Linked DNA regions of Homo sapiens: regions 2 and 3 are each linked to region 1. The links are chromatin contacts, found by Hi-C or POLR2A ChIA-PET in ENCODE. All regions are on one chromosome and are shown on one strand. Each heading gives the region's core, a stretch centred on a gene start or an enhancer-like site at or near the end of the contact. The rest is flanking DNA. Distances are from core to core; before and after follow the strand shown. Region 1 holds the start of CACNA1C (calcium voltage-gated channel subunit alpha1 C). Region 2 overlaps CACNA1C (calcium voltage-gated channel subunit alpha1 C). Region 3 overlaps CACNA1C (calcium voltage-gated channel subunit alpha1 C).

Evidence for each region. Hi-C counts contacts between places; a loop is a spot of excess contacts on that map. ChIA-PET counts read pairs that join two places held with the same protein, here RNA polymerase II (POLR2A). Pooled maps may share reads with other maps.
Region 2: a map of vagina shows a loop between it and region 1 (5-fold over the local background). The contact joins the enhancer-like site here to the promoter of CACNA1C in region 1. A Hi-C loop is called at or near these places in 2 of 168 maps with a recorded cell type or tissue (sigmoid colon and vagina) and 4 of 50 pooled maps. POLR2A ChIA-PET finds 5 or more read pairs at or near these places in 1 of 52 experiments (activated naive CD4-positive, alpha-beta T cell).
Region 3: a map of heart left ventricle shows a loop between it and region 1 (2.0-fold over the local background). The contact joins the enhancer-like site here to the promoter of CACNA1C in region 1. A Hi-C loop is called at or near these places in 1 of 168 maps with a recorded cell type or tissue (heart left ventricle) and 1 of 50 pooled maps. POLR2A ChIA-PET finds 5 or more read pairs at or near these places in 1 of 52 experiments (BJ).

Annotation. Positions count from the first base shown.
Region 1 is chr12:2,050,809-2,054,386 of GRCh38, forward strand. It overlaps CACNA1C (calcium voltage-gated channel subunit alpha1 C), which reads left to right and starts at 2,179. Exons shown (of 47, transcript NM_000719.7): 1 at 2,179-2,803. The coding sequence starts at 2,755.
Region 2 is chr12:2,337,115-2,340,733 of GRCh38, forward strand. All of the region lies in intron 3 of CACNA1C (calcium voltage-gated channel subunit alpha1 C), which reads left to right. Among named protein-coding and RNA genes, the nearest start is that of CACNA1C-IT3, 69 kb to the left of the region's middle. RefSeq lists an enhancer at 348-848. Within about 2 kb of position 2,202, at least 4 of the 41 ENCODE cell types and tissues checked have a DNase peak (open chromatin) inside an H3K27ac peak, as active enhancers do.
Region 3 is chr12:2,499,069-2,502,937 of GRCh38, forward strand. All of the region lies in intron 7 of CACNA1C (calcium voltage-gated channel subunit alpha1 C), which reads left to right. Among named protein-coding and RNA genes, the nearest start is that of CACNA1C-AS2, 170 kb to the right of the region's middle. Within about 2 kb of position 1,428, at least 4 of the 41 ENCODE cell types and tissues checked have a DNase peak (open chromatin) inside an H3K27ac peak, as active enhancers do; they include heart left ventricle, where a contact is called at or near this core.

The DNA.
Region 1 (3,578 bases), core at 929-3,428:
AAACAGGAGTGGTAAGGTTTCAGGTACCAAGGGACGGACAGATGCATTTTCATAGGGGGAATTGCAACACTCCTGAAAGTATCTCAGGCACTCACTCATTTATTCAATACATATTATGTACTTACTATCTGCCAGATACTGCTCTAGGCACTGGTGAACAAAATAGATGAGACACCTGCCTTCATGGGGGTTACATTTTAGTGGGGGGATACAGACAATAAGCAATAAAGTTAATGAATAAGTAAACTATATAGTATGTTAGACAGGATTTCAGTAAGAGTAAGGGGAGATAGGGAGCGCTGTGGGGGTCTGTCAGTACTGAATCAGGATGAGGTCCTGGTGAGCCTCACTGAACAGGTGAGATTTGCGGAAAGCCTTGAAGAAGCCGAGGGAGTTTGTGTTTCAGGCAGTGGGAATAGCTAGAGCAAAGGCCTTACAATGTGCGTGTGTGTTGAGGGGTCATTCCTGGAGTGTCTGGGGCCCAGCCAGGAGGCTAGTGTATCCCGAGTGAGGGGGACAGCAGTAGGAGATGATGTAAGGGGATTTGTACTCAGCCATTCCTGTAGGTCACCACAAGGACCATGGCTTTTACTAAGTGAAATGGGTAACCATGGATGGTTTTGAGCAGAGGAGTGCTGGGATGTGATGTTTTAAATGGGTTACTCCGACTGCTGTATTGAGAAAATACCAGAGGGGAGAGGGAAGGTAGACCAGGGGGATCAGCCACAGGAGAAACCTGGGTGAAGGATGCTGGTTCAGCCCCAGGTGGTGGCAGTGCAGGAAATGAGAAGTGGTCAGGTTCTGAATTCACCTGAAGGTAGGGTCAACAGGATCTCCTGATGGACTAGACGTGGAATGATGAGAGAAAGGAGTCAAGAGTGACTCCAGGATTTTGAACTGAGCAACTAGAAGTATGGGATGGTCATCGACTGCGATGGGGAAGGCTGTGTGAGGAGGAGCAGGCTTTGAAGAGATCAGGAATCCAGTGTTTGGATGTATTAGGCTTGAAATGTCTATCAGACGGAGTCAGCTGTAGTCTGGAATTCAGGAGAGAGGTCTGGGCTGGAGATAGACATTTGATATAGACAGCTGCTGAAAGCCACGGGAATGGTTAGGGTCACCCAGGGAATGAGGGTGGATGTGGAGGCGAGGAGGTCTTATGTGGAGGCAGGTAGAGGTTTTCCCCAAGAGGGAGTTGTAGGCCCCCCTGAAAGGGATCACGAAGCCCCACTGGAGGGGAGCCCGGTCCTGCAGGGGGTGCCGTGGAACTTGCTGTGGTTGCAGGGAGTGATGGAGGGAAGTGTTTGCTTCTCCGGGAAGGAGAGGTGCTGGATAGATTCCTGCCGGAGTTGCAGAAATAATTAAGAGAAGTAGGTAAGGATATCCTAGTAGAACACGTGCTCGGCTGCCTCCAAGGAATTATTAAACCTGGGTCTAGGAATCTGTTCAGACATCTGGGCACCGCTGCCTCGCCTACCAGGCTCCGCCTCGCTGCCCCTCCCGCTTCCCCTCCCCTCCTCTATCTGTCACTTCTACAACCGCTCTGATTATAATTGATCAAACAGAATCACGGAATCACGGCTCATCTTGCCGTTTTGTTCAGTGGCCCGATCCGAAACGAGACTCTGGTAGTCGGGCAAATTGTATTCCTCCTCCTTGGAATTCCGCTCACAGAGGCCTTCCCGGCGTGGCCGGCCCAGCAGGGACGCGCCGCCGCAGCGGAGGAGAGAACGCGGGCGGGGGGCTGCAGGCCGGCGCGGGGGGCGCGACGCCGCCGGCGGGGCGCGAGGGGGTGTGTCCGCGCCGCGGCCACCGCGGCCACCGCGGCTGGCGCCCGGGTGCGCCGCGCGCCCCGGCCTCCCCGGGGGCTCCTCACGCCGCCCCTCGCCCGCCGGCGGCCGGGGCCCGCTCCCTTTGACGTCATGCGGGCGGAGGGCTCGCTCGGGCGGCGCTGCCGCGGGCGCCGGGAGGGGGCCCGACTTCGGGCTCCAGTCCGCCGCCGTGCGCCCCGCGCCGTGCGCCCGGCTCCCTGCGCGCCGCCGCAGCCACATCTGGAAGCGTTCAGCGCGTCTGCCTCCGGCGCGCCGGGCGGGCGGGCGGGCGGCGCGGGCAGGGGCGGGCGCGGGCGCGGCGGGGCTGGGCCGGGGGGAGTGAGCGCGGCGCTCTCGCGCGCCCGGTGTCTCCCTCTCGCTGCCTCTGCAGAAACAGCTCCTGCCAGAGCGGCGCTCGGCGCGGCGCGGCGGGCCCGGAGCGGCGGCGGCGGCTCTTCCTGCCTCCGCGCCCAGGAGTTGCCGGCTCCCTTTGACAGCAGAGAGCCGGGCAGGGGCCTCAGGAGGACTCGCTGGGAGTGGGCAGAGGCGCCTCGGCCCCTGCCGGCCCAGGCGGGCCCCGCGCGCCCCCCGCCCCTCCTCTCCGCCTCTTCTCGCCCTGCCTCTCCCGATTTATTTTTTCAAATGGTGTAGCCGCCGGAGGTGCGGTGCTCAGTTCTTGGAAGGGGCCCGGATGTACTGAGGATGCGTTACAGTTTCACTCGAGGAGGCAGTAGTGGAAAGGAGCAGTTTTTGGGGTTTGATGCCATAATGGGAATCAGGTAATCGTCGGCGGGGAAGAAGAAACGCTGCAGACCACGGCTTCCTCGAATCTTGCGCGAAAGCCGCCGGCCTCGGAGGAGGGATTAATCCAGACCCGCCGGGGGGTGTTTTCACATTTCTTCCTCTTCGTGGCTGCTCCTCCTATTAAAACCATTTTTGGTCCATGGTCAATGAGAATACGAGGATGTACATTCCAGAGGAAAACCACCAAGGTAAGGCTGGACCCCGCCGCCTCGCCGGGGCTCCCTGCCTTTTCCACCGGGTTCCTGCCCTACCCGCGCTCCCCGCGGCCCCGGGGCCGGTCCCTGCGGAGTGGCCCGGGGCCGCGTCCGCGAGGGGCGCCTCCGCCTCGTCGGAGCGCCCGGGAGCCCGGCGGGACCGGGGCCCGAACCGCCGCGCGAGACGGAGCGGAAAATTCCCGCCCCTCCCCCTCCGGGCCCCAGCTTCTCCAGAGCATGTGTTTCCTGTGAAATTCCAGGCGAGGGGGGAAAAGTTCCCCAAGTGGCTGCCGCCGCCTCGCTTTCTCGCGTCCGCCTGGAGAGCCCGGCTGCCTGGCCAGCCGCGCGGGGGGCAGAGGGCGCCGGCGCCGCGGAGCCCAGAGGCCCGGGGTCCCTCGCCCGGCTCGGGGCGCGGCTGGGAGCGCGCGCGCGCGCACCCTGCGCCGGCAGAGCCCGGCGCCCACGGCCGCCCCTGGGGCGCCCTCGCGCTGCCCGGCGTCCACTCTCGTCCAGGCGCCCCTGCCCTGGGCGGCGCGCTCCAGGTGGCGGGTGGGGGCGGCGGTGCAGATGTGAAGCCCAGCGCGCCCCTCTGGTTCCCCCTCTGTAGGTCCCCTTCTTCCTCTCTCCCTCCCTCCTCCGCCGCTCACCTACACCCACCCACCTCTCCACTGCTGTTGACCCCGAGCGCGCCCACGCCGCGTGTGTTCTCATTCGCACCCACATGTGGGCTAGCACCTGAGGATGGAAGCGGCGAGGAGCCGGGCGGTGT
Region 2 (3,619 bases), core at 952-3,451, 290 kb after region 1:
GCTTGTGGGAGGAAGATAAGCAGGTAGAGAGGCAGCCTGGCTGCAATGCCCTTCCAAGACCAAGGTTTTGGGATTCCAAGTTTCTGAGGTGTTCTGCATGGTCAGTAGTCCCTGAGAGGCCCTTCCCCTGTAGAACTGAGTGAGCATTCAGGGTAAACCTGGCTAAACACAGACTAGCCAGGACCATTGTTTCTGGCCGTATGAACACCCTCCTTTTCCTTTCCTCCAGACTTAGACTCCTTTTGGAGCCAAGCACCCCAAGACTGTAGGCCTTCTCTGGGCGTGAGCCTGAGGGTCACAGTGCTCACCAGCCCTCCAGCCTCGCCACAGTGAAGATGCTTATCATGGAGGCTGGGATAGTTGTGTTTTTCGCTGGTGTTTAGATGTTCCAGTGTTCCATGAAAGCTCCTGAATCTCTTCCCTAAATAACAAAGTCCTGTTTGGTATTTGGTGAAATGTTTGGAGTGCCGTGTTCAACCAAGCTGAACTAAGCTGCTGACAAAATACTGTCTCAGCCCTTTAATAATAATAGCTAACATTTGTATAGCACTCTACAGTTTAACAAAGCACTTTAAATGCACCCAGCCCCTTTGAGATGCGAGGGCAGAGTTATCATGTGCGTTTCACTCAGGAAAAGTGGGCTGCCCAGAGGAACTGAGTAACACCCTCCAGGACCCACCACTGGGGAGGCCAGAAGCTGGCCCTCCTGAACCAGGCACTTTGCCCTTGGCCACCTTCTCTGAAGCCTGTGGTGACCACGCCTCCTCCTCTGACTTCAGGTTTGGTCTTTGCCTCTGGTCTCAGCCCCCTGTAGTATCCCACAGGCAGCCCCCAGGCAGATCTCCTTAATTGTCCCCTTTCTCTGCTTCAGCACCTGGAATGACTGTCCCAGGATTAAGTCCACACTTCCAGCCTGGAATCCCCTCTCTGCACAGCCTGGTCCTATCCCAGGACCCTACACTCCCCCTCACTACCCCCAGCATGCCTTTCCTACAGCCAGGCAGGACTTGGCAGGAGCATGCCACGCCAACTTTAGACCCCAGTGCTGGCTACATGGGGGGAGGAGAGGGCAACTCGTTTTTTAACTATTGACCCCTCCTTGATGTCTGGCAAGGGGCTAATTAGCAGCAAACGTCTTCTGAATCAGTAAGTCAGAGAATCGGTAAATGAAGAAAACGGACATCTGTATAGGCATAATAGCATCCCCATGCAGTCCATAGCAAGAAGAGACCCCAGGGTGGGCGCCTTGTGCACAAGGGTCTGTCTGAGATAGATGCCAAGGCCAATGGACACATGCCGTCCACAGGTCCTGGCTGTGTGGCTCAGGATGCACTGGAGCCAAAAGTGGCTGCATACCAGAAATGTCCCCCCACCCCCACCCCCATGAAGCTGATACAGCTGGAACCATGGTCCCCCTCCCTCCAGTCAGTGACACTGACCACCGGTGGCTCATCTCAGCTGTTCTTTTGGCAGATGCCATTCTTTTGCTCCCCAGAGACTGGGTGATGTCTGAGAGATAGGGTTAGGGTTGGCAAGGTTGGTGTGAAGTGGGTAACTTTGGAGCAGCGAGCGACCCGGTATGCCTGTGCATCCAGGACACAGGGCCCAGGAAGCATGAGAATAGCAGGAGCCTTGGAGGAGGTGCCCTTGGGGGTGGAATAGGGCTCTTGAGGGCTTATCCTAGGCCCAAGGAAATGAAGGGAACTTCTTTCCTTCTTGTCCCTTTCCCCCAACACACCCCCAAGTTGAGCTAGCATACCCATCATGCTAAACAGGTTTAACAGGTTTTATGATCCAATCTGATTATCTTATTATGAGTTACAGATTGTTTTATAGGAAAAATGCTTCCCCCCATATCAATAATAGCTTCTCTTTTAATTTAGAGAATAATTTCAAAATTATAATTACACAAGTACAGTCACGAATTGCTTAACAATGGGGATACATTCTAAGAAATGCGTTGTTAGGTGATTTCATCATATGTGAACATCATAGAGTGAATATACACAAACCTGGATGGTTGAGCCTGCTGCACACCTAGGCTATATGGCGTAGCCCATCGTTCCTTGGATTCCGTACAGCATGCCACTGTACTTCAGTACTGTAAGCAATTGTAATACAATGCTAAACATATCTAAACATAGAAAAGGTACAAAGTACAGTATAAAAGATTAAGAAAGTGGTTTGCCTGTGTAGGTCATTTACCATGAATGGAGCTTGCAGGACTGGAAGTTGCTCTGTGTGAGTCATGAGTGAGTGGACATGACTGCACACTACTGTGGACTTTATTAACAGTGGACTTAGGCTACACTAAATTTATAAAAAATATGTTTCTTCCTGCAATAATACGTTAACCTTAGCTTGCTATAACTTTTTTGCTTTATAAACTTTAATTTTTAACTTGATGACTCTTATAATAACATGTAGCTTAAAACACAAACACACAGCTGTACAAAAATACTCTCTTTATATCCTTTTTTCTATGTGATGTATTCTATTAAAAATTATTTTATTTTATTTTTTGCTTTGTAAATTTTTTGTTAAGAAGTAAGACACGCGCACATAGTAACCTAGACCTACGCAGGTCATCAAGATGTCATGAGGTGATAGGAATTTTTCAGCCTCATTATAACCTTATGAGACCACCATTGTGTATGTGGCCTGTTGTTGACTGCAGTGTTATGCAGCACGTGACTGTCGTACATAGTCATTATCAAAAAATTAAGGGCAGATTTTTAAAGAGCAAAGAAGTTCATTCAAAATCTCAGACCAAAGGGATACTACTCTCTTTTATGTGTATATCCTTCCAGTCTTTACCATGCAAATATGGAAATATATTTTTTTAAAAAAGAATCCTACTACACATATTACTATGTACTTTGGTTTTTAAAAACTATATGTAATGACTGTCCTTTTGTGGCATTAAATATGAATCTGCAGTATAATGTGGAATCCTGTGAAGGTGTCCTGGTGTTCATAATTCATCTGCTGTTTGGTGAGCACGAAGCTGTTTTCACAGTTTCAGCAGCACAGTGAAGAATAACTTTATTCTTCTATATACAACTTTATAATGTACATAATAACATATATATGTAAAATAAATAACTGTATTCTATATATACCCCTTTTTGCAGATGTATTCTAACAGAAGGATTTATAGGTGAAAAGTTATGTTTTTTGCTTTATTTTGCCAAAAGGCACTTAAGAAAGCCTGTCCAAATCTGGATTCTCAGCAGCAGAATATGAAAGTTTCTGACTCCTCACACCCATGCCAACAGGCTGAGCATTATCTTTATTAATCTGAAAGGAAGAAAACAAGTGAATGGGACATAGCATTGGGAAAATGCTTTCTGAACCCACAATTACTCTTCTAAAACACAACCCAAGTGCCACCTGTACAACCTCTAACAAAACATGGCTGAACCCAAGCTGGGGCATTCTTATTTCTACCTGTAGTTAAGATAAAATTCTGATCAACAGAGGGATCCGGAGGGTCCCTGGAAATGTATTGAGAGGAGATTGATTTGATCCATAGCTGAAGTTTCCTTGAAAAAAGACACTGGCTGGGTGTGGTGGCTCACGCCTGTAATCCCAGCACTTTGGGAGGCCGAGGCTGGCA
Region 3 (3,869 bases), core at 178-2,677, 450 kb after region 1:
CACTCAATAAGCAGGTGCAGGGGTGGGGAGCAGCCAGGTGGAGCCTGTTCCACAACTTCCTGCTCACTTGGTGCTCCGTGAGGTAGCTGCCCGTGTCCCAGCAAGCAAGGTGACATAGATTCTGAAAGCCGCAGGTTGATGGAGCTATTGCCCTGAGCTGACTGGTGTTCACTGGCAGCAGCAGATCCTGTCCCCCAGTGACAGTGTAAAGCACCGTGGCTTTCACAGATTTACACCTCCTGCCTTTCGATGGCAGGTGTCAGCCTCTCTCTCGACATTTGCTGAAACGATTCAGCCTTTTTGGATCCACAGTGCCTGTGCCAAGAACCTTACAGGAAAGGTACACACAGCTTGAGAACCCGTGGAAGTCTGCTGGGCTGGGGAGTTGGCCTCGAGGAGAGGGGCTAGGGAAGCTTATTCCCCTGTTTATCTTTTTGGGGAAAGATAAAAAGTGGACTTGAGGGTTTAAATCTGGGGTTCCCTTCAAGGAATTAGATGCTGGTTGCCGAAAGGTCTTTGATAGTGTTCATTCAATGCTCCCTCCCTTTGTAGTGAGGCTGTTTCAGCCAAGGCAGGGGCCGTCCTGCCAGTACTTGGGCCTGGAGGCCCTCAAGGCTACAGACAATGAGCTGACTTTCCTTAGGAAAGTCAGGAGACCTGAGGAACACGGCTTAATGGCTCTAGAAGACCTATCCCTTATTTCACCTCTAAATAAGGGTGTCAGCAATCTGGGTCATTTTTTTTTTTAAATCTGACTTTATTCTTTGTCTTCTTAATAGCTCCATTTCAGCTGCTTTAGGACATCAATCTCATGACTCCAGGCATCGCCCTACTTCAGAGCCACCCAGCTTTGTGTGCTCTCTACTCAGCTGTCCCCCCAAAGTAGGTGGACCAGAATAAAGAGGAGAAAGTAAGAGGGAAGTGAAAGGAGAACTTTCCTTTCAGACCAGAGCCAGGCAGGCCAGAGAATCACCTTCTGTGGCAGCCGAGCATTGCTCACCCAGGCAGTGGGGTTCTGAGGACCACCCTGGCCTCGTCCGTCTCCATCTCTCATCTGTCCTCCTGCTTCCTGCCCTCGCCTGCTGTTCCCCATCTCGAACCTCTAAAAAACCAGCCCACAGCCCAGGGGGGACCAAAGCAGCAGTGTGGGACGGCGAGGGGGACCCATGAGTTTCCTCTTATGGTCCTGGCTGTCTGTGGGGCCATGACCTTGAGGTCTGTAGCTCCCCCTTTGAAGTCCTTCATATGCTGGAAGCCTCTCACCTTGTGTGTGGCGCAGAAGAAAGGATTCCCAGACTAAGCTCGGGCCTTAGGAAATCTCCAAGGCGCGTGGGTTTGTGTGGCCTCCAAGGCTGCATTTTCTGTGAGGTTAAATGTTCACAAAATTTAAGGGGTGTGAGGAACTAGTGAGGAAAGATTTCATTTTGAGGAAGTTGCCTGGGCGCCATCGAGCCCAACTCCCACTCGCCATCTGCCCAGGCTCCAGAGGCAGCTTTGGGAGGGGAACTGTGGTGAGCACGTCGTGGCCTCCTGGAACTGGCTGCTCCCACGTGTCCTGAAGAAGGTGGGGTCTGTGACCCAGAGAGGAGCAAGGGGAGTTTGCCAAGAACAGACATCCTCTGCCACTCTTGATCCCCTGACGCACACGGGGCAAGCTCCTTTGGGGTCGAACAGAACAGACCAGTTGTTTGGAGTAGGTCAGTACCATGGGGTTCTGCACGCGCTTCAGGGTGCCGGCGTGCCCTCGAGGCTGTCTGCAGGATGCTGTGTGTGTGCAGTGCACATTACTGCTGGTGGGAGTCCATAGTTCTCAAAAGCTTTTCCTGACTGCCCCACCCTCTCAAAAAAGTAAAGCAGGCCGGGGGCAGTGGCTCATGCCTGTAATCCCAGCACTTTGGGAGGCCGAGGTGGGCGGATCACGAGGTCAGGAGATCGAGACCATCCTGGCTAACACGGTGAAACCCCGTCTCTACTTTAAAAAAAAAAAAAAATTAGCCAGGTGTGGTGGCGGGTGCCTGTAGTCCCTGCTACTCGGGAGGCTGAGGCAGGAGAATGGCATGAACCCAGGAGGTGGAGCTTGCTGTGAGCCAAGATCACGCCACTGCACCTCCAGCCTGGGCGACAGAGTGAGACTCCACCTCAAAAAAAAAAAAAAAAAAAAAAAAAGTAAAGCAATACTCATTTAGAGGAAAAGAAAGGGACTGCTTCTGACCCTCCTTAGCAGGACTTACTCTGAGAGAGGAAAAGCTACAAGGACACCCACAGGCTCCCCCTGACCTTGGATCCAGGTTTCCCTCTTCCTCAGCAGGTGCCTGGGACTCCCATTCCAGGGCTGTCTCAACCCCATTGCCTTCCCTGTATCAGAGAGTCCGATACACAACAGAACCCTTACACAAGTAGGCGCTCGGTAAATACTTGTTGAACAAACGTGGACTCTGATGTGACCACTGCTAAGAATAGTCAAAGAATGACCTCACGGTTCCCATCGTCAAATGGGACCTGCAGACCACAGCCCATCGTGGCCAGCACGGCTGTCAGTGTGGCCTGTGGTCAGGCAGCTCATGTGGCTCTCATGCCTTTCTCTCCCTAATCTCATGTCACCAATCCCACCCATCCTGTATTGGCTCGGGTTTGTTTTTCTTCTCCTGGTGCTGAAGTCTGGTGTGGTTTCCTTTGCACTGTTGGTTCAGACAGTTACCTTATCGCTAAAGGAAAGCTCCCAGGCTCCCTGGGATGGGGACAGTGTCTGACACACAAGGACCTTTCACCCCGCCTCTCCTAACAGATGCTCTTTTGCTGGATATTTTAGTAGTTCAGCCACTGGGAGAATCTTTGCAGCCAGGATGGCCTCACAGCCATAGGCTCTATTTTTAACAATTGCCGACTTCTGCAAACCTCCATTGCTATCATAGGACCACATGGACTCTGGGGCTTCCTTCCTGCTCTTTATCTCCGTTGCCTTCAGTGGCTGTGCAGTGCAAGGTTGACACAGGCCTGCTGAGCCTGGCCCTTGCCCCCCTCAGCCTCACGCAGACACTCTTCCACTGGTGGAAGCCTTCTGGGACCCTGCGTGCTTCCTTCTGCAGTTGCAGCTGCCAGCCTGCACTGTAGCTGCCTGGTCATTTCCTGTCTCCCCTCCAGCAAGGATTTCGTGTTTACAGCACAGTACCTAGCACATATCAGGTTCACTCATTCACTCAAAGAGCGTTAGCTGAGGACCTACTATGTGCGAGGCATCGTTGTAGGCACCTGGGGTACACCCGTGAACAAAGCAGGCCAGAACCAACTGTCCTCGGGGAGCTCACATTCTAGCATGGAAGACAAACAGCAAATAATACACGTAATAAATAGGTAATGATACAGTTACCAAGTGAGAAGTGCTCTGGGAAAGCAAACCAGATGTGAGAAAATGGGCATGCTCAGTAAACCCACGTTCAATTGAATTTCACGATGGCATGGCCAAGTGGGCACACACTGGGAATCTTCTTGCCCCAGACACGATATTTGCACTATGCACAATGATTATGTTGGGTGAATTTTCCTAACCAAAATTTAGTAATATCAGATACATCTCAATGGATCTGTAAAGAACATATTGGGATGTAACACTTCATACCAGTCAGACTAGCTAGGTGTCTCGGTACTTCTCAGTCTTTTATTCCCGGCATGCAGAGAACATGTTTATCCAGCGTACTTAGACAAATGCATGTGGCTGCTGAAGCTGCAAAGCCCAAGGGCTGAGGGTATTACTATCCCACCTGCCTGAACTCCTTTGAGGCCCCTGGGTGGAAATCGTGGGGTGGTTATCAAACTTGAGCATAGCCTAGAATCACCTGGGATGGTTAATATGCAGACTGTGGGCCACCCTG